3 separate regions of the Mus musculus genome follow, and all the other regions are linked to region 1. The links are chromatin loops, found by intact Hi-C in ENCODE. Cell type or tissue: left cerebral cortex. All regions are shown on one strand. Each heading gives the region's core, and the rest is flanking DNA. Links, peaks and the distances in the headings are about the cores only.

Region 1 (7,421 bases), core at 1,649-6,648:
AGAATAAAACCTCAAGAGTCCCTGCTGATTTCTAAAACCAGATTTGCATTTTGAAAAGATCAACCTGGTTTCATGGGGACAATGAACTGGATGTGGGAAAGTCTGCACCTCTCTCACAGAAAAGCCTACACATTCGGTTCAGAGTGAAGCCACGGGGATGAAAAGCAGAAATGAGGATGTAAGATGTACAAAAATGCAACAGGACTTAGTGAAGAATTGCTACTTTAAGCCAAGAGAAGAAACTGTAACCCATGTCCATGGCTCCCACTACATTTGCATTTCTGCTAGGTAAAGGATTCCCTCCTCTTAGTTACTAGGAAAGCAATAACATGAATAGCTGGGGTGGGGCTTAGCTCCAATCCTAATTCTTTCATTTATCTTTCCAAGAACTGAAGAACTGTTAAGAGACAACTATTAGAAAAACACATACAAGCCAGGCAGTGGTGGCGCATGCCTTTAATCCCAGCACTTGGGAGGCAGAGGCAGGTGGATTTCTGAGTTCGAGGCCAGCCTGGTCTACAAAGTGAGTTCCAGGACAGCCAGGGCTACACAGAGAAACCCTGTCTGGAAAAACTAAAAAAAAAAAGAAAAAAAAAAAAAGAAAGAAAGAAAGAAAGAAAGAAAGAAAGAGAAAAACACATACCCTCACTAAGAATTAACCAGCTCAATTTCAGGGATCAGGCAGGCCCAAAGAATATCAAGTTAGAATGAAAATCTACGTCTTTATGGAGTTGCCAGTTTAACAACAGAAAACAAGTACGCAAGCACATTAAGACTCTAAGTTTGTTAGACAATAGGATGGAGTCTAGCAAGCTGCTTTGTACATTTCAAACAAGAGACTCTGTACACAACGGCTTACAGACTATTTGATGTGTGCCTTCACTATATGCTAAGTGTTAGGGATTAAAAGGACTTTACTACTGTTTTCAGGATGATTTCTAGTTGGGTGTGGTAGCGCTCACATAGCACTCCAATACTGAGGTGGCTGATGCAGAGACATAGAGTTTGAGGCCAGTTTGATCTACTGCTATAATTTAAATCAAATGCTCAAAATATTTAAAAAGCTATAATGATACTTGTAAAATGTTCTGTGACAAAATATGTCCTAGATTTTAAAACTTAAGTTTTGTAATTTTTTTTTTTTTTTTTTTTTTTTTTTTTGAGACAAGGCCTCATGATGTAGGTAGCCCCAGCAGGACTAGAACTCTCTAAGTAGTCCAGGCTGTCCTGGAACTCAGCGATCTCCCTCCTAAGAGCTACCATGCTCAGGGTAAGTAATGTAGATACATTATAAACTCACTGTTATCGTTTTACCCTTTCCCTTTGTGTGTGTGTACTAATTAACCTTATATACCTTAAGGGATGTATACCTACCATGGAGTTACCTCTATAGCCCTCAAGTTCTATTCTTTACAGCATTAAAGCTACCACACAGGTAAAACAGTAGTAGCATTTCTCAGCACCAATCAATCCAACTGCTGCAATGTATATAACATACATTACAATTTAGAATAGGCCACATTGTCTTAATGCTAGAATTAATTAAAAAAAATCAATATCTCATTATGTAGCTTTTGCTGGCCTGGAAATTTCTTAAGTAGACCAGATTGACCTTGAACTCACAGAAATCTGACTACCTCTGCCCTCAAGTGCTGGCATTAAAGGCTATCATACATGTTACATGTTTAACAAACACTAGAAGGATAAGCCACAAATAAAATTTTCAAATGAGGGAGTTTATTGAGATCATACCTTAGTTATACATTATGTAGAAATTTAGCCAGTGTTAAGGCCATGGCCACAAAGGTATAGCAGAATCTAACACACTACGACCTTTCTTAGAATTTATATACCAATCTAGAATAGAATGGCAAACTGTCAGTACAGTCCTAATAAGGCCGCCGCTACGTAACTATAAAACGTGAATGTGATCAAGCTGTCACTGCTAACCCAAGTCCATGGTCTTCCACTGATGGACAAAGAAGAGGGGAGCTTGTTCTTACCTCACTTCAACCACCGGTATTTTAGCAGCCTCCCCCAGCTCTAGTGACACTTTTAATTGGCAGCACAGATTCTCTGTCTTGTTCATTTCTGCCAACATTATGGGAACTCAGAATGTTCTAGACACCAAAAGGGGTTTCTCACAATTTGTATTTAAGATCTATTATTTCATACTAGGGAAGAAAGTAAACTCCAAAATAACACTGGTAAGAAAAAAACAGCAACAAGAGGAAAAATAAGACCTGTATCAGCCACACTCTCTAAAGGAAAGAGCCTGAGATTTCTGTTGGGAATGCTGGTCAAACAAAGAAAAGCTCTTTTCTTTAGAGTCACTAAGCTGGTTGAATATCTGCCTGAGGATAAATCTGTCTCCTTTAATAAAAGAAAAGCAAGAACCAGGAAATACAGAAATAGATTTGGGGGTGGGGGGAGTGTTATGTAAATACTTAAATTTATCAACACTAAAGCTTTTTAGAACAAGTGTTTAAAAACTCAAGTTTCACATGTTTTGGTCTTTTCTCATTTCCGACTTAGAGTTATAACAATAAACAATTATTCACAGATCTATAGATCTAGTAAGTATACATTAAGTAAGATTTAAGGATTTAGGAATTTAAAAACTTAAAACAAAGAATGTTTAAAAGAGTAAACAGTATATTTTATTGGTAGAAAATAGACCATGGAATACCTGGGTATAATCCTAACCCTGCAAATATGTAATGTAAATTTGGCCAAGTAATCTTTGGGCATCTAAGAATATGATACTATGAGAGAGTGTCAGAACAAAGGCTCTAATCTAGAATCCTGTGAAAAAAATTGTTACTTTGTTAATTTGATTATATACAATCTATTCTTCATGAGTTAATTCTCCTATGTTTAGTGTCTACTATTTAGTAGGTTCTGCATTAGGTACTGAAAAGGCAAGGATGAATAAGACTTTACCCCAAACATCATAATTTAGCAGTCTAGCAGGGAAGGAAAATAGTTGAACAAATAGAGCATTTCCTTTGTGATACATAAAAAAAAGAGTGAAAAATAGCTCAGAAAGCGACCGTGCCCGTGCAGAAAGTGTGGTAAATTGCTTGGAAGTAGCTTGCCAAGTCAACAGAAAGAAGAGGATAATTCTGAAGAAGAACTTAAAGGGCTTTAACAACTCAGTACTGATGGAACACAAAATAAGCCGCGATGCCAATGCAGTAAGGTTAGTGCCACTAAGATTATAGTGATCCGTATGCTGGGCTGAACAGGATGGACTTCACACTGTCTCAAAAGGGCAGAACTTCAATCCCTTTTTAATGTACTAATTTTTAGGTCGAATTCAAATATTCATTTAGTAGTAAAGCTTTTAAGTAACAGAGAAGCAATTTATTGAATTACATAATTATGCCATTTAAATAGTGTCAGGGGGCTGGAGGATGGCTCAGCATTAAGAGTACTTGCTTCTCTTAAGAAGAAATAAATAGAGTTCTCAGCACTCATCTAAGGTGAGGCTCACAACTCTAACTCCAGCCCCAGGGAAGCCCACACCCTCTTCTGGGCCTCTTAAGGCCTGTACTCCTGTGCACACGCTCAGATACAGACGCATAAATAAATAAATAAATAATCTAAACAAAAGAAAACAATCTCAACTATCTGGCAGTGTTTAGAAGATTGCAACTAGCACCTCATAACTATCTGGCGAATAAATTATGATAGTCTATCTGAACAGGATAAGCATGGCTCTTAAAAATGTATATTCCTAGACTGGCAGAAGTATAAAAGCTTTGCCGTGTCTCAGGAGGACATAACTTCCAATTCTCAAAAATAAGACATTCGTCCTAATGATGCTATCTTTCTTCTTACATTGTTATCAACGATTTTTTTCTTTCCCACTTCTTTTCTACTTGAATCTTTTGTTTATTCAAACTTACATACCCAAGCCATAACATAGTATAGCACCTTTCCCAGTGTTGTCCAAGTTTGTTGTTGTTGTTTAAGCACCACAATATGTGTCAGCTTTAAATTCCTAGCGTCTTCTCATGTTCTACTTCTTAAATACTGTCTCACAGCTGTTTCAATCGAAAACATTAGACTATCATTATCCTGCTCACTGTCGCCACCTTAAGCCACATCTTCAGCATGAAACCTAACCTACACTAGCAATGTCTTGCTCCCTATCAACTCCCACAAACCTCATAACAATAAGGGAGCATATAATTTTTAATAATACTTAAGTTCAGATGAATTCGGTGTGAAGAGTCTTGTTTCTTCTATTAAGAAGGGTCCAAGCAACACCCGGCATTGCAGACCACAGGTCACACATCAAACTAATACTTTCTGTTACCTGTCTATTCCTATGGAAGATGAAGAACGATGGATGGATAACTGGGAGGAGGGACTACTGGGGACGGAGACTTCACTTCCCATTGGGATGCTATTACCAAATAAACTAAAAGACAGTTTGGTCCTTCCAGGAGGAAAGGCAAGACGGACTTCCAAGGCTTGCTAAGGAATTCTCCAGCGCGAAGACACAGAAAGAAATCACCGTAAAGGAAGAGTCTCTCGCTCTTTTGGAACTCACCTGTCAACAGCGGTGTGGACGGCGCCATCTTGTCCCGGAAAGAGAAACCCACGCGCTGGGGTGAGAGTTCAAGAAAGGCCGAACCCGGCCTCTACACGTCTCCCCAAGCGCAAAGTCTGCGAGTCGGTGTTTCCGGCGCCGCCAGCCTCGGGGCCAATCCACGTCTGGTTCCCGAGCGCGCACGCGCAGCTCTGGCTCCTCGTTTTCCGGAGCGGGGAAGAGCCTGGCTGCGGTGGCGGCCGGCGCTCGCCCTCCCTCTCCGGAGCGGGCGGAGTCCACACTTCCGCGGGGCGGGGTCTGCCCAGTGCTGACGTTGGCAGCCGAACCCGAACTAGTTCGAGGTTGCCGGTTGCACTGTCCGGTGGTTGGACTCTTGCCTCTCGGCCCTGCGGCCCGCTCTCCCCGGCACGCCGCCCCAAAGGCTGCTCAGACCGCCGCGATCGGCGGCTGCCGGTGTTCCAGCGCTCCGCGTCCCGGCCCAGTGGCTGTAGACGGCGTAGGCACCGCGATCAGAGCCGAGCCTCCCTCCCGGTGGCCCGGGACCGGCGAGCGAGCGAGTCCGAGAGGTTCTTGGGGCAGGTGGCGCTGCGAAAATGGTCGCCAAGCAGAGGATCCGTATGGCCAACGAGAAGCACAGCAAGAACATAACTCAGCGCGGCAACGTCGCTAAGACCTCGGTAAGGGAAAGTGGGCACCCCGCTCCATGTCGTGGCCGGGAGCCGAGGCCCGCGCCCCGCGCCCGGCCGGGGCCGCGGCGAGTTCTCCCCAGACCCGCCTGACTCCGGACTCCCGCTGCGGTGGAATCTGGGGTGGGGGGAGAGATCTGTGAGTCGGCCGGCCGGCCACCTGGCCTGGGGTGCAGGCCTTGGGAGCCCGGGATCCGAGAGTGCTTTCTCTGCATTTGAAACCGGGTTTTTTCTTTTTGCAGAGAAATGCCCCCGAAGAAAAGGCGTCGGTAGGACCCTGGTTATTGGCCCTCTTCATTTTTGTTGTCTGTGGCTCTGGTAAGTGTTTGGGGGGCTCTCGCGGTTTGGAATGACGTGGATGAGTGGCGAGTCCTACCTACCCGCGTGGTTCTCAACCCACCTGCTAAGAGAATTGTTTCTAGTGAACTGGATAACTTGTACCACAGAGGGTGGTGCCCCAGAAATTTCTCTTACCTTGATTTATGCTCATTGAAGATCAAAAAGAGAGAGAGAGAGAAATTAGATCTTCCTAATGATCCCTTAGAAGAAATTAAGCACCAAATATCTCTGATTTGCATTGTAACTTTATTATCGATAGTGTTGCAAAAAACTTAGCGAACATCGTGAACATCTGGATACTAGAACAGGACTGAACGATACCAGTACCTAAGGTCTCTATGTCAAAAACTAAGTATATAAAGTAAGGGTAGTACAAAGAATTGATTTTCTGTAGAGGAAACATACCTGCTGGGATATTTAATGTATGAGACAAGTGTTTTCAGGTAAGATTAGTTATTAAGACAGCCTGGTTTTAAGATGATAGACTCTTGCCCCTGCGGATGGATGTATTACAGACTGTCCTCCTGCTCTGCCTGCTGCTTTAATAGACAAGCTGCTGTTATTGAGACAGATGCTTTTATTTGCCGCATTCTACAGTTCCTGAGATTTTCATTTAACATTTCACTTTGCCTTTTTTCTAAACTTAACAACCGGAAGCTTTCTTGATATGTGGCCAAGAGCCAACCAGTTTATGTAACACAAAAAGATTATTGAATTTCAGCTGTGTGAGAATGAAGAAATGTGCATGTGTTAGGAAACCAGGCCTTTAAGGATATGTTGGAAATAAATTAATAGTAGGAAAAACGTGTTTGTTTTGGTGCTTTCAAGTTATTGCTAAAATAATTTCACATCTGGAATATCTCTTGTACATCTTATAGGTAAAAGTCAAGGAGCTGCAATTAAGGAAATAATTTGAGTTCGATGTGAAGCTCAGCTGCAGCGTATTTACCTATCATGCATCAGGCCCTCCCCGGGTCCCATCCCCAGTACCACGAGATAATAATCACTTCAAGGCATTGAATTGTTTAATTATGATAAACCTGCTTCACTTTTTTATTAGCGTAAAGTTAGATTAGCATTTGTAACTGACTGTACGATCACGCTGGAGTCTGCAGCTGCTGTAAATAGATGACTTTTAGTTGAGAGGCCTGTTTTCTTCAACTTGTTTTAATATTTGCTCTTTCTCTTCACAGCAATTTTCCAGATTATTCAAAGTATCAGGATGGGCATGTGAAGTGACTGACCTTGAGATCTTTCCATTCTCCTGTGAATTTTAACTTGAACTCATTCCTGATGTTCGATGCCCTAGTTAAAAACCATTGAGTAAATCGGCCTGCCTCAGAATGACTTTTCATATCCGCCTTCATGTGTCATTCCAAGGTGTCTTCAAGAGTCATTCCAGGTTTGCTAGTCCATGCCACAGTGCCTTGCAAAAGCACCACATGAATAAAGCAATAAAATTTGATTATTAAGTTCCAGTAGTAGACCATACTTATTCAGTACAGAATGAGTTTTATATGGTTATTAAAACATGACTAATTAGATTAAATCTGTGTAGACAGGGTATAGATTTTGTTAACCCTAATGTGTAAATGCAATTAGCTTAAATTTTGGAATCTTATGGTTTTCTATAGCTATGCCCTTTTTACTCTTGAATTGGAAAGCACACTCCATTATAGGGACATGTAACTGTCCTATAATAAGGTGCTTTTAAATGGTCACCTACACGGCTTAGTTTTACCACAATCATTGTCACCTAAAACTTTTTAAAAGCTTCTAGGGCATATTGTAAGTAAAGATGCTTACAGCTGCATCTGTTTCTAATGATAATGTTT
Region 2 (7,421 bases), core at 1,086-6,085, 260 kb before region 1:
GACAGATTTAGCCAATCAAGGTAGGGGCAGACTCTGGAGAAGAGCTTTCCTCAGGCCATAAATATCTGGGCAGAAAAACTAGAACAGACATTTTCTGCCCTATTGACATTTGCCCAGCCACCAAAGAAAGACCTCACCATCCCTCCGAACCTCAGCCTAAGTGGGGTAAAGGCTTTGCCATTTTCCCGTGACCATGCCGACATCAACAGCACATTGACTCGGGACTTCCAACCTTTCCCGCAAGCTGTCCGTTTTCTGGACTACTGGTTTACCTTTAAAGTTGTGTTTTGAAGGAAATGACTATTATTTTCTCCCATCAGCTCCTCAAACACAGGAAAGGCTATTTGCACGGAGTTGAATATATTACTCTGTCTGAATAGTGACCTAAGCTGACTGCACCTTTAAGTGCAGACGGGAAGATGAGAAGATAGAGGTATTTATTTTTTGAAATATCAACTTTGCTCTGTCTAGTTTTGCATCACTTTGACACAAGTTTGACACAAGCTGGAGTCACTTGGGAAGAGGGATTCTTAATTAAGAAAATGTCTCTCTAGGCTTCCCTGTACACAGCTTATTAGTGCATTCTCTTCATTATTGATTGATGTGGGATGGCCCAGCCCATTGTGGGTGGTGCAGTCCCTGGACAGGTAGTCCTGAGTGCTATTTGAAAGCTGGCTGAACAAGCCATGGGGAGCAAGCCAGTACGCATCACTCCTCCGTAGCCTCTGCATGGGCTCCTGCTTCCTTCCAGGCTGCTGCTCCAGTTACTGCTTGGACTTCTTGATGATAGATTTCAAGCTGTGAATTAAAATAAACCCTTTCATCCTCAGGTTGCTTTTGGTCATGATGTTTTATCACAGCTCTATAAACCCTAAGACAAACCTAGACTAGTATGTCACTCAGAATAATAGTACACTATCAGAGGAGAAACATGGAAACAATTCTTTAAGTTTAAGCTTACTGATGTCACTAGACCAGATAGTACTAGGCAAGGGGCAGGCAGGTGTGGGGTTCCTCATCTTTCAGAAACAGCCCAAAGCAACTGGATGAGACTTGCATTGCCCTGTCCAGATCATAGAACTTTTAGTCACACCTGGACCTAACCTTACCTTGAACATAAATAAGAAACAATAAGTATATATTATCAACTGTCATAATTACTATGAGACATTACCATTCATTCATTCATTCATTCATTCAATTTTTCTAGTCTCCGTGTCATTTTTGACCAAAATATCTGAAAACAGCTTAAGGAATTCTTTTTTTTTTTTTTTTTTTTTTTTTTTTTTTTTTTTTTTTTTTGCTCATTGTCTCATAGGTTTCCAGCACGGTAAGGAAGCTAAAGCCGAACAGAGAAGTTCATATCAAGATGGACAGGATATTAGAAGGGGTCAGGGAAGTACACAGCTTCAAGGATACATGGTCAGTGATCTTCCTCCACCTTGATGCAATTTCCCAGTTTCCAGAACCTCCCCCAAATAGCGCCCCCAACTGGGGGTCAAGTGTATAATATGGATCTATAGGGGCCATTTCCTTCCGTGTACCAGCCGCCTCCTACGTCTCGTGGGGTTTATGCTTTCCTGAAACGATGGCATGAGTCGAAAACCCACCACACTGATTCGAAACTGAAAACTGAGGTTAGTGTTTAGAAGGGAGGGAGTGTGGTATGCCAATCTTATTTTAAAAACTGGGATAAGGCATCTCCTAAGAAGTCAGCTTAGGCTGAGCAGAGGTAACTGGGTGACGAGCTGGATGACGAACGAGTGGGTATGACGCTCTGTGGAGGGTTTGCCAGAACAAAGGAGAAGCCAACAGGACCGATGTGCAGAGAACAAGGTGCAGAGAGGGTGAGAAACAGCTGGACTGGCAGGCAAGGCACCACATGGCATTCTACACTAGGGGGCGCGAGGATCTAGAAGGATTTTAATAGGCCTGGCAGGATTTGCATTTTGAACAAATGCCTTGGTGTGAAAACAGACTGGCAAGAGCCCAGAGTGCGTGCAGAGACTAGCTGGATGGTTGTCAGGACTGTGTGGCTGAGGATGATATGAGCAGATTGAGGGCAGTTACCGGAGACTGACTTTGTTCCCTCGCTAAAAAGAGGGAGGAAAAGGTAGGTATGTAGAGAGCAGAGGGGAGAGGGAGACTCTCTTCCCACTGGCTAGAGTTAGTTTGGACTTCACAGGGCCTGAACCAATGCTGAGGGACATGATAAAAATCAAAGGAACTTGCATGATGTAAGACCTCTAAGGGACCTCTCAGAGGACAAACAGACCTTATATAAAATATAGGCATTTCCAGCATGGTAATTGTTTAAGTTTACATTTGTAAATATTCTGGTCTGACATTCTTTGGGAAAGAGGAAAGGGAGAGAGGGAAAGACAAGGGAGAGAAAAAGAGAGCGAGGAGAGAGAGGGAGAGAGGAGGAGGAGAGAAAAAAGGAACTTAGAGAGGAGAAAGGGGAGGCTGATTTTACGTGGGGGGAAAGGCTTCCCAAAAACCCACAGGAGTCAGTCTGAGCAGCAGAACACAAGCACTAGTGAAAGAGAAGTCACGGTGGAAACAAACAGCCCAGACCCTAGAGGAGGTCAGAAAAGCCCAAGTGCAGCAGTGGTACACTTCTAGGTGTTTCCATCTGGCTTGCTACTAGTCTGTGTGTCCATCCGGGGTGTGGGTCAGTGGTGGAACATTTGTCTCACATCGCATTCCATCCCTACCACTCAAGGGAAAAAAAAAAGCCCGACTTCAGGAGAATAAATGAAAAAACAGATTGCAGAAATGCATCCTGTCGCACATCCCTAAGGCACCATTAGTGGTCACCAGACACAATCTAAATAACAGGTAGTTTTAGTAAGTGATTGTGTTAAAAATCAGAGAGGACCAGGTTTAGATTCAACCCATTATTTTCAGATTATCGAGTTCCAATTACTTTAGTAACTTACTTATTTATGAGGCATAGGGTCTTATGGATCCCATCCAGGCTGGCCTTGAACTCTCTGTAGCTGAGGCTGGCCTTGAGGTTCTGCTCCTCGTGCCTTTGCCTCCTGACTGTGGGGATTACAGACAAGTACCACCAAGCCTGGTTTATAGAGTTGGAGATTTGACCCGGTGTTTCATGGATGCTAAGCGAGCACTCTGCCAACTGAGACATACCCTCATCTCTACAGTTTAATCATATTTAAAATATTCATCTCATATATCTTTCCAAAAAAGGACTTGGGGTGGATGGTATATGCTAAACTTCCACAAAACTTTGTGTCATTTTCTTTCCTTCGGTAACTGAACGACGAAGAAAGTGTTTTCAGTGCTGTCCACAAGGTGGTGCTATGAGAGTGGTATTTTCAATCGGATTATCAAGTATAATTATCTAGGTAAAGGTGAGCAAGTTACACACACACAGACATACACACACACTAAATGCATTTTTAAAATACAATAAACCCATGCAATAGAATATTTTCTGAAATAAAAAGGAATAACATATGTAGATGACCACATTGTAGTTGGCTATCCCATAGATGACCTTGAAAAAGTATGCCAAGTGAAAGACCACACATCATACAAGCTAGTATATATTAAATTACTATAACAGACAAAGGTAGAGGATAAACAATGATTGGCTGTTTCCTAAGGTTGGAGAAAGGGCAGAAATGTGGTGTGGGGGGAGGATTGGAACTGGTTATGGTCTCTTTGGGAGTTGATCATGACATTCTAAAACTGGGCTGAGACTCAAACCCTGCAAGCATTCCCTGCTACACAAGCCACCCTTGCCAGGGAACCAGGTAGATTGCAGATCTTCTCTCCCTCAGGCCCTCCATGCCCAGTCCCAGCGCTGCAACCCTCCACCTGCTGCAGCCTTCCCTCTCCTTCTACCTGCCCACAGCTCTTGTGGATCCCACAGACCCTCCCCTTTCACCTCTGTTGGCAGTTAGTCTAGGCTCCGCCCCACAGTTACCTGGCAACAGCCCGGTGTACCTGACTTACTATATAAAGGGCTGCTTGCCCACTCCTCTCTCTCTTGCTCTCTTGCTCCTACTCCTTTCTCTTCTCCTCTTGCTCCTGCTCCTTACACTCTCTCCCCATCCCCCCACCTTTCTCCACGTGCTTTCCACATGCTCATAGCCTGCCTCTACTCCCTTTCTCTCTGCCCTTTTCTGTCTCTACTACCCACTCAACTCCCCTCCCCATGCTCAGAATAAACTCTATTCCATACTATGCCATCCTGTGGCTGGTCTCTCAGGGGGGACGGGAAGCCTCGGCGTGGGCCCACGGAGGCATTTCCTGGCATCTCCTTTCCCCCACACCATACTGAGCCTCCACCAAACATATTCCTTCTTTCTCTTTCTTTTTATAAAACACAACAACCTCCCTGCCAAACTCATTGCTTTATTCTAGCCCCTAGTGCCAGCAGCCTCACCACCTCCAGCTAGCCCAAAGGCAAGTCCTGTCAGGAGAACAGGTAGCCAATCTGCAATCTTCACCTTTCCTACCTCTCCTCCAGTCTCTAACCCCACAGTCTCACACCCTGCTGTGGTCTCCCTTTACCCTCTGAACCCATCCCAAGGAGATCACAAAGATCTTCTCCTCCCATGTTCCCAGCCTCCAATGCTAGCAGCCATTCCTGAGCACATGCCTGCTGAGCAGGTCAAGGATACAGATTCAATCCACTAGTCTCAACACCAGCATGGGAACAGAACTTCTCTTCACTGTCTATCCCCTTTGCAAGGAGATCAAATAAATAGATCCTGATTGAACACTTCACTCTCCCTCCCTCTGTAAACCTTTCTGGAGCCTAGTCCCATAAGTGTCATCTCCTAATACCCTAAAGCACATGTGACCTGAAACTTCCACAACTATTAGGTCCATAGAAAATGTCCTACAAGGCAATACGCAGCCACCACATTCTCTTAAAATCCAGAGAGGAAACAGAAACCAAGGAACAAAGCATCTATGAAACAAAGGCAAAACCAGAAATCACCTAGACCTGTAATCATACACATCCCAGATGCTCAGATGCCACTGTAAAAACACAATAATACTAGGAGCAATATGTCTTCCAGTAGAGCCCAACACTGCTACCACAGCCAGCCCAGGATATTCCAATATACCTGACAAACAGAAAAAGACTGAAAACAGCCTGTATGTAGATGATAGGATCCCTTAAAGGAGAAATGAATAGAGCAATCCAAAAAAAAATCAAACAAAACAAAAAACAGTAGGAAGAAATGAATAAGCCCTTTAAATAAGTCCAAGAAAACAAACATAAAAAGCAAATAAAACTATTCAAGACCAGAAAATAAAAGTGCAATCAATAAGAAACCCCTAACTGAGGAATTCTAGAAATGAGAAATTTAGGAATTCAAACAGGAATCTGCCAAGGCCTGTTTCACCAACAAAACACAAGAGATGGAAGAGAGAATCTCAGTCGTTGAGGGTACATAGAATAAACAAAGAAAAATGCTACATCTAAAAACTTTCTGATACAAAATATCCTAGAAATCTGAGACACTATGAAAAGACCAACTTTAAAAATAATAGGAATAGAGGGAGGAGAAGAAGAAGGAGGAGGAGAAGGAGGAGAAGGAGGAGGAGAAATACAAGTCAAAAGCACAGAAAAATATTTTCAACAAAATCATAGAAGAAAGGAGATAAAAGTACAAGAATATAAAACATGGAATAGATTAGATCAGAAAAGAAAGTCCCCTTGCCACATAATAATCAAAATGCTAAACCTACCAAGCAAAAGAAGGAAAAGTAAACACTGAGAGGAAAAAAAAAAAAAAAAAAAAACCAAGTAACAAATAAAGTCCGACTTATTAGCATTACACTTGACTTCTCAATGGAGACTCTAAAAGCCAGAAGGGCCTGAAGAGATGTGCTGCAGACTCTGAGACCATAGATACCAGCCCAGATACCTATACCCATCAAAACTTTCAGTCACCATAGAGAGAGAAAATAAAACACTCTATGATAAATCCAGACTTACGCAACATTTACAAATCCAGCCCTATAAGAATTTCTTGAAGGAAAACTCCAGTCTAAAGAGGTTAACTACAACCATGAAAACACAGGGAATAAATAACCTCAGACCAGCAAAGTCAAAAGAAGGAAAACACATACACACAGTCAACACCACCAACAAAATAACAGGAATCAACAATCATTGGCCATTGAGACCACCAGCGGTCTGGTCTCAATTTCCCAATAAAAAGACAGAGACTAACAGAATGGATACAAAAACAGTAGCTATCCTTCTGCTGCATCCAAAAACCACACGTCCACATCAAAAAATAGACAGTATCTCAGGTTAAAGGGTTGGAAAGATATTCCAAGCAAATGGGCCTAAAAAGAAAGCTAGTGTGGCCATTTTAATATCTAACAAAATAGACTTTAAACTCAAACTAATCAGAAGAGATAGGAAAGGCCACTACATATTCATCAAAGCAAAAGTCCACTAAGAAGATATTGCAATTCATAATATCTTTGTCCCAAGTACAAAGGCACCCAAGTTTGTCAAAGAAACACTACAGTAGCTTAAATTACATTTTGACACTGGACACCGATAGTGGGAGACTTCAAAACCCCAATCTCACCAATAGACAGGTCATAGAGACAAAAAATAAACAGAGAAATGTTAGAGCTTACAGATGTTATGAACCAAATGGACCTAACAGATATTTGGAGAATATTTCACCCAAGTACAAAATACACCTTCTTCTCTGAATCTCATGAGATATTTTTCCCCTAAAAATTGACCACATACTCAGATCTAAAGCAAGCTCCAACAGATACAAGAAAATTGAAATAACACCATGCACCTATCAGACCACCACAGATTAAATCTTGATATCAGTAACAACAGAAACAGCAGAAAACTTACAAAACTCATGGAAACTGAACAATTTTCTACTGAATGAAAAATGGGTCAAGAAAGGAATTAAAGACTTTCCAGAATTGAATGAAAATGAATGCACAACATACCCAAACTTATCAGACACAATTAAGGCTGCTCTAAGATGCAAGTTCACAGCACTAAGTGCCTACATAAAGAAAATGGAGTGATCTCATACCAGCAACTTAACAGCACACCTAAAGGCTCTAGAATTTAAAGAAGAAATCACACCCAAAAGAAGTAGATGCAAAGAAATAATCAAGCCTAGGGCTGAAATCAATAAAGTGAAAACAAAGAGAACATTACAAAGAATCAATGGAACAAAGACTTGATTCTTTTAGGAAATCAATAAGATTGACAAGCCCTTATCTAAATTAACTACAATGTGGTGAGAAAATATTCAAATTAACAAAATCAGGAATGAAAAGGGGAAAGTAACAACAGACACGGATCAAAATTTACAGAAAGCTAAGGACATACTTTAAAAAGCTGTAGTCACCCTATAGGTGGAACAACATTATGAACTAAC
Region 3 (7,421 bases), core at 1,654-6,653, 170 kb before region 1:
CACCCTGGGGTCCTGACCAGCCGTTTAGGTTTAAGTAAAGGATCAATGGAATGCTTAACTAAATAGTTGCTGCCTAGGTGTGACCCTGCCTGTCCCTGACTCATGAGTGTCTCAGCTTCAGCCTCTCCTGAAAGGTGATCTGACAAGTTGTCCCAATTGTGTGAAATTTCGGGTTTCTACTTTGGCTGGCACCAGGCTTCAGCCTTCTTTTTACAGTATGAGATTCCCGGGAAAATTCTAACTTCTTGGAGGCCATGCTCTCATAGCCAACAGGAGAGACACAAACTCAAATATCTCTATTCCTGCCGGGCCAGTTACAGGCTTGCTCTGAGAATTTAAGGCAAGAATCACTCAGTACATCCCCAGCTTTAAGAGTACAGGGAGTCATGAGGACCGCAGAGTTGGCTCAGTGATTTAAGTGATTTAAGAGTCCTGGCTGCTCTTGGGGGGGGGGGGGGGCTGGGTTTTGTTTCCAGCACCCACGTTGGTTACTCACAAACCTCTGTAACCCCAGTTGCAGGGCCTCTGTACCCTCCTCTTCTGGCATCAGGCATACACATGCAGGGAAAACACCTATAAAAATAAAACAAGTGTGTTTGTTATGATTAAAAACAAACAAAATAAGAGCACAGAGCAGGAGCTGGGTAGAGAGAACCATCTGCTTGACAGGCCATCGAAAATTCAGTGGGCGAGAGGAGTTTAACCTCTCATCCAGATGAAGAAAATGAGTCGTGAATCCAGAGATTGCAAAAGGGAGGGCTCACCCCCTCTCCCTGAAGCCCAGAAGTCACCCATTAAGCCTAGGCCCAGGAACGACCACGTTCCCCAGGGCAAATAAATCTCAAACAAGTCAGTTCTGCACACAGCACCCATCTGCACACTCACTGAGCAGCAGCTCGAAGCTAAATGTTCTCCACGGAAATGAGGAGTTCAGACTCACAAAGCAGAAAGGCTCCCTCTCTCATCCAAGCCCCTTAGGGAGGAGAAATGTGGCTGGAAAGTCCAGTCTAACAGCATGGGAGGTTAGTGATGTGCCAGCAGGCCTGTCCTCTTCTCCACTGTCAGCAACTGCCCCGACACCTCTCATTTGCTTTGTTTCTAACTACCCTGGCCGATTTAATCAGGAGTACCAAGCTTTAGAAGGAAGCGATTCTCTACACCAGGTGAGTCATCTGCCAGGGTAAGAGTTGTAGCTTTAGTAACCAAATTCACTTAGTGAAGAATTATTTTTCCTGGGTTTTTTGTTTGCTTTTGTTTTAGGGTCTTTTCTTTTTCTTTTCTTTTCTTTTCTTTTCTTTTCTTTTCTTTTTCAGCAGCCTCTGAAACCATACTTCATTTTGAAATATCAGAACCTGCTAGAACTTGTCAGTATGGCCAAAGCAAAGACCCCACTTCTGCAGCAAACATTCTCAAACTCTGGAAATGGGGAGTCTCTGACAGAGGACAGAGGTCAGAGAGACAAGGGAATGCAGTCTGTCATAAATTCCAACTGCTAGGGTTCTAACTTGAATATATATATATATATTCTCTCCAATAAAGGTGAGACCGTGGGTGCTTTTATTTCCTACCATTTTTTGTGTGTGCCCAACAGAGGTGAACAATGAATAAACAGAATACTTTCCTGTTCAGACCAGCTAAGAATGAATGACGACTGCCTACACAGGGCAGCACTTCATTATGGTCTCTGGAGCTGATTTCTTTTTATGGTGAGTGAGCTAATCACCTCATCTTAGCAAAGTAGGAGTCAGATAAGATACGAGCTCTGGAGCAGGTTCCAGCCATCTTGGCTCTGTGAATCTGAGCAAACCAAACTCCCTATGCCTCTGTTTCCTCGACTATAACCATAGTATCCACCCTATGACGTGCCTGGAAATCTAAAAACCCATTTTACCCATATAGTGGGTGCTCAATAAATACTATTTTATAGTCCCCATAGCACCAATCTAGAAGTTCAAGTTCAGTATATTACAGGGCTTTAAAAAAAAAAAAAAAGGCCACAGTGAGCTGGTCAGTGGTGGCACACCCCTTTCATCCCAGCACTTGGGAGGCAGAGGCAGGCAGATTTCTGAGTTCGAGGCCAGCCTGGTCTACTGAGTGAGTTCTTGGACAGCCAGGGCTACACAGAGAAACCCTGTCTTGAAAAAACAAAAACAAAACCCAAGGTGAATCGGAGGCAGATGCCTTATTCCTTTGTTAGCTGTCCATATACTAGTTTCATACATAGCTAGTGTATGTAACACTCCCACTACACACACCAAGTGCCAGTCCATCTGTAATACATCCTCTGTGTGCATCCACTTTTCACAGTCTTTCCACCCCCCAAACCCCCACTGTATTCTTTTCCCTTTTCGAATTACTAGGAATTGAACCTAAGACCTTGCATAAGCCAGACAAACACCATGCCACTAAGCTACACCCCTAGCCTTTCTTTTCAACTGTAGACAGTATCACTAAGTTGTTCATGCCGGCCTTGAAGTCACTTTGTAACTCAGGTAGCCTTTGAGTTTAGCATCCTTCTCACTCAGCACCCCTAAGGAGCTGAGTTTATAGGCCTGCAGTCTGGACATTTCCCAAACCTCGGAGATCCTTTGCCCTGCCTGAGCGGTTTACCACTCCTGCTTCTGTCCTAGAATTTAAATGAGTAAGAACTCTTCTCAGGACAGTGGCTGGCATACACAAAGGGAATATTTGCAGGGTGATTAGGTGGCATGTATCACTAAGTTTTTCTCTACAACTTTAGATAACCCAGTTACTCATGAAGTCTTTCTAGATTACAAAATTTAACTTTGTTTTTTTTTCTTTGAGCAGATTCTATTCATTGACTCTAATAATAAATATTCACTGTTATTTTTAAACTACGGCTATCATTTACAAGGTGGCTATGATGGATGAGGTTCTACAAGAATGGCACAGAGAAACTCAAATTGTTTAAATTCACTTTTACAGAGTAGGAGACTGGAGCCAGGAAGGTGGCTCAGGAGGGTAGTGGTGCCTGCATCAAGCCTGCCAACTTGAGAAAGTCGACTCCCACAAACCTGTCCTCTGACCTCCACGTGTGCACACAAGACAGTCACAAACTAAGTCAGGATATTAAAAAGAATTTCGCTCGAAGTCACAGGGCACTATTTTACCCTATCCTGACTAATCTCTGTTTTCCTACAAAGAGTATCAATACTAGCTTTTTCCAATTCCAGTGTCATCAGTTCAGGCATAAAACGCTTGCCATAGCAATTGTGTGCAGGGTATGTCCATTATACGGTTCACTCCAAACTCTCAGGCGCTCTCTAATTCTGGGGTTCTGAATGGTGAAGAGTACCTGGAAATAAGTTTTACTGAGACTAGGGGAACCCTCGGAGAGTTCTCTTATTGCTAGACCGGAAGGTAGGCTGTAGATGTCCCCTGTCCCACCCCCACCACACTTAAGGTTTATTTTTATTTATGGGCATGTGTGTATATAATGTGTACTGGTACCAAATGGTATCAGATCCCCTGGAGCTGGGGTTACAGGCAGTTGTGGGTGCTGGGGACCAAAGTCTGGTCCTCTAAGAGTAGTATGTTGAGGCGTCCCTCCAGCTCCCGTGGGTGCCTTTTACACCTCTAAGATGGGGATCTTAGAGACTTTCCATATGTCGGGTGTACAAAGACAACTCAGGAAGAATCCAGCACCAATCCTGTCAAGCTGAGGGTTGGTAAGGGGTAGGTTGACCTCACCCATTTCCTTCTTCCCAAAGCCCCAGGTAAGTAAGCTAAAAGCCTAAGGTTTGGACCAGGACTAGACGTTAAGGACTCAGGCACCAGAGGGTCTCCTGTCATTTGGGGCCTCACAAACCCAACCCACGTGTATGGTATTCCTTGGAGGTTTTAATTCTCCATCGAGTCAGAGTTGTCAAAGAGGTTCAGGTTCTCTCAATCAGAGGCGGCCAATTCCAAGAAGCTTTCGCCAGTGGGCTTTCGAAGGAAAACCTAGCGTTAAGGTCCCAACCACTGAAGAGCCCACCCTCGTACCTAACTGCCGGGCCACACCCGAGGCCTTCGCGCGGCTCCCGCCCGACTCCGGGTCCCGCCCCCGCGTGTCAAGCTACCGGCCGAGTAGCCTGATCGCCAGCTGCTCCAGCGCGTCAATGGCTAAAAGAAACGTGGGATTCCGAGCCCCGCCCCCCGCCCCGCCCAGCCCCGCCCCGCCCCCGGCGCACTCGCGCGCCCTCCACGCCCACGCCGGGCCAGCAGTTGCCCTTCTAGCTGGAGTCGGTGCGGGTCGGCGTAGGTCCCCTGGGAAGGGTCGGGAGACTCGGGCTACGTCCTTTCCCTGGGCTGCCGGCTTCCACTGTCGCAGAGAAGCGACCCCACGCGGCGGCGATCGACTCATTCAAGGGCTCCCAGCGAGGAAACCGCTCGGGCGCTGCCAGCTGGGTCGGGCGGAGCTGCGCGGGCCGCAGGGTGGCTCTGCCAGTCCCTGAGTGCCGGGTCGGCCGCACACGTGTCTTAGCGTCACGTCCGCGCGCGCCCCCGGGGCTTGCGTCAGCTGCCGCTCCTGAAGCGAGTGGGCCAGGGCTCTGCGCACCAGAACGCCGCCGGAGGAGGGCACCGCACGGCCGCGAGCCCCGAGAGCGACGACCATCCGGGTGCCGCCGAGAGGATCGGCGCGGTCCGGTCCCCGCCCTCCCGGTGCCGGTCGGGTCCGCGCTGGGTCCCCCGGGCTGGGCGCCGTGGCGTTGCCCCGGAGCCCGCCACCCGCGGGGCGCGCACCGCCTTAACCCGGGCGGCCCCGCGGCAGGCAGACGCCCGCAGGTCCATGGTGGGCTCGGAGCGCGATGAGCCGCCCGTCCTCCACCGGCCCCAGCGCTAACAAACCCTGCAGCAAGCAGCCGCCGCCGCCTCAGACCCCGCACGCCCCGTCCCCGGCTGCGCCCCCGGCCGCCGCCACCATCTCGGCAGCGGGCCCCGGCTCGTCCGCGGTGCCCGCCGCGGCAGCGGTGATCTCAGGCCCCGGAGCCGGCGGCGGGGCCGACCCGGTGTCCCCGCAGCACCACGAGCTGACCTCGCTCTTCGAGTGCCCGGTCTGCTTTGACTATGTCCTGCCCCCCATTCTGCAGTGCCAGGCCGGGCACCTGGTGTGTAACCAATGCCGCCAGAAGTTAAGCTGCTGCCCGACGTGCAGGGGCGCCCTAACGCCCAGCATCAGGAACCTGGCTATGGAGAAGGTCGCCTCGGCAGTTCTGTTTCCCTGTAAGGTAAGTCCAGCCACCATCCGCAGATCTGCCAAGGAACCTTCCAGAGTTCCGGTGCCCTCCAGCGCACTTGAAGGCCCTAAGAGGCGAATGGCATTTCACTGTTTCCATCTGTCTGTCTGTCTTTCTCCTCTCCTCTCTCTCTCTCTCTCTCTCTCTCTCTCTCTCTGTCTGTCTCTCTCTCTCTCCTCCCTCTCTCTCTCTCTCTCTCTCTCTCTCTCTCTCTCTCTCTCTCTCTCTCTCTCTCTCTCTCTCTCTCTCTCTCTGGCGCACTCTCTCTGTCTCCGGTGTGTACGTGTGTGTACCTTGTCTATTGTTTCCAGGCCAACCTGTCCATTTTGGGAACTAGCAACTAGGGTTGACGTTTGCCGGAGCACTGACTGTAGATAAGTTGGCACTTGATGACGGTTTAGAAGCATCCCAGCTCTCCCAGCCAAGTGCCGCCGCGTCCACCGCAGGGGTGTGCTCTATAAAGCCTGGGCAGCTTAATGTGAACAGGGAAGCTGGCAGTGGAGATTGTGGAGGAAGGAAGCGGACGGTTTCCAGCGCTGAGCTTGGCGAGAACGGTCCTGGATTCCTCCTGGACCCAGTGCCCAAGATCTGGAGCACTTGAGAGAGCGCTTTGTAAGGGGAAGCGGATACTGCCTGCTTAGCACGGGAGCCCAGAAAACCCAGCAAGCCACGCCTTCTCTCAGCTTCCCAGACTTGCGGAGGACTCAGAAGTTGTAGCTGCTGTTTGGTTTTTGTTTTGGTTTGTTTGTTTGACTAACTGCGATGAACTCGAGTCCACAAGGACTCAACGCAGACACTTAAGAGCGTTATTAGTTCTCTCTCCAGTGACAGCATTTTATTTAGTTGCCTGTGCTGGGGGGTGGGGTGGGGTGGGCAAACCACAAGTCAAAGTCCGAGCTCTCATTCCCATGGCTCCAATGGTTTGTTTAGGACCTGTGTTTACATCCTCACGGCTAAATTAATGGAATCATGCATGTCTATATCTGAAAGCTTCTTTTTTTTAATACTCACAGAGATAGTGTTTTTTTTTTCCTCTGCCAACCAGGTTTACTAATAATATCCTCACCTGAAACTTGACTTGATCTCCTGTATTTTAAATGACTGATAGCATTACATTGTGTGGTTCTGCTATAACATCCTGTTGCCAACACTGAAACCCTTACAAAACTCCCCACAGTCTCATTTATATGCCTCTTTCTAACCTAGACCTCTGTCAAGGAGTTCATTTTCTGAACTTATAGGTGGGAATAATGTTAATATTTCTGAGATTTTTTTTAATGAAAGTAATTGTTCTACCTGAGACTGTTTTGTCTTGCCTATCTCCTTAGTGATTAATTTTTAGGGCAAGAGCTGTTTTAAATTAAAAATAGCTCACTGGAAATTTTCGTTTTAGGCTTCATAGTCAAGTCAGTAAAATGAGTGAGTTACTTTGGCCTTCTGCCCAGCTACAAACCCAATTAAAATAGCTTATTCAAATAAGGGTTTAGGCTATAGGGTCAGCTTATTAACTTGCTTGCCTTTAGCCCCACCCCAGGTCCTGCTTACTAATTCACTCAACTCAGGTGCTGCATCTGGGCAATTCGGATAAAATAGTTTCATGCCGCCCCCTTTTATTGGAAGCAGATTTTCCCCCTCCTATAATACAACCTGATTATAATTTCCCCTCCCTCTGCTCCTCCCAGTTCCTTCCCACCTCCCCTTGCATTCTGATCCCCCTTTCTGTCTCTCATTAGAAAAGAATAAGCTTCTAAGGAATGGTAACGATAAGGAAAGGAGCCAGAGAAGGCACAGCCAGAGACCCACTTGTTCTCCCATTCTGGAAGCCGTAATATACACCCAGAGGACCCTGTGCATGCTGTGTGTCAGCATCTGTCCTCCATCACTGTGCCTCGCTCAGGATAAACTCTTTCTAATTCTATTTACCTGCAAATGGCATTCTTCTTAATGACTGAGTAATACTCACTGTGTAAACCGTTCCACACGTTCTCTATCCATTCTTCTTTAGGGAGACATCTAGGAATTATGAACATGTCTGAACGAGTGTCACTGCGGTAGGAGGAAGCACCCTTTGGATATGTGCCCAAGAGTGGTAGAGCTGAGTCTTGAGGTAGATCCCCATCTTCCTGAGGAACCACCACACTGATTACCACTGCGGCTGTGTGAATTCACACTCCTCCCAAC

The links. Hi-C counts contacts between places; a loop is a spot of excess contacts. Peaks named below come from ENCODE experiments on the same cell type or tissue, not always from the same donor. Only the 100,000 strongest peaks of a DNase experiment are listed, where the experiment ranks them.
Region 2: it touches region 1 in a loop (2.6-fold over the local background); 13 of 42 quality-filtered maps call a loop at or near these places.
Region 3: it touches region 1 in a loop (5-fold over the local background); 9 of 42 quality-filtered maps call a loop at or near these places.

Annotation. Positions count from the first base shown.
Region 1 is chr3:58,523,227-58,530,647 of GRCm38, reverse strand. Serp1 (stress-associated endoplasmic reticulum protein 1) reads left to right here and starts at 4,764. Exons shown (of 3, transcript NM_030685.3): 1 at 4,764-5,238; 2 at 5,490-5,565; 3 at 6,780-7,421. The coding sequence starts at 5,155. The coding sequence ends at 6,820. Eif2a (eukaryotic translation initiation factor 2A) reads right to left here and starts at 4,827. Exons shown (of 14, transcript NM_001005509.2): 1 at 4,562-4,827. The coding sequence starts at 4,589. In left cerebral cortex, for the core only: a CTCF peak has its summit at 4,090; DNase peaks (open chromatin) are centred at 4,724, 5,598 and 6,166; H3K4me3 peaks cover 2,703 bases; H3K27ac peaks cover 1,275 bases.
Region 2 is chr3:58,780,548-58,787,968 of GRCm38, reverse strand. All of the region lies in intron 8 of 4930593A02Rik (RIKEN cDNA 4930593A02 gene), which reads right to left. Among named protein-coding and RNA genes, the nearest start is that of Gm40059, 41 kb to the left of the region's middle. In left cerebral cortex, for the core only: CTCF peaks have their summits at 1,902 (motif pointing right) and 3,308 (motif pointing right); DNase peaks (open chromatin) are centred at 1,950, 3,331 and 4,172.
Region 3 is chr3:58,689,206-58,696,626 of GRCm38, reverse strand. It overlaps Siah2 (siah E3 ubiquitin protein ligase 2), which reads left to right and starts at 4,239. Exons shown (of 2, transcript NM_009174.3): 1 at 4,239-5,231. The coding sequence starts at 4,812. 4930593A02Rik (RIKEN cDNA 4930593A02 gene) reads right to left here and starts at 4,038. Exons shown (of 9, transcript NR_045167.1): 1 at 4,006-4,038; 2 at 501-573. In left cerebral cortex, for the core only: CTCF peaks have their summits at 4,375 and 5,140; DNase peaks (open chromatin) are centred at 3,661, 4,453, 5,169, 5,756 and 2 more places; H3K4me3 peaks cover 3,087 bases; H3K27ac peaks cover 2,268 bases.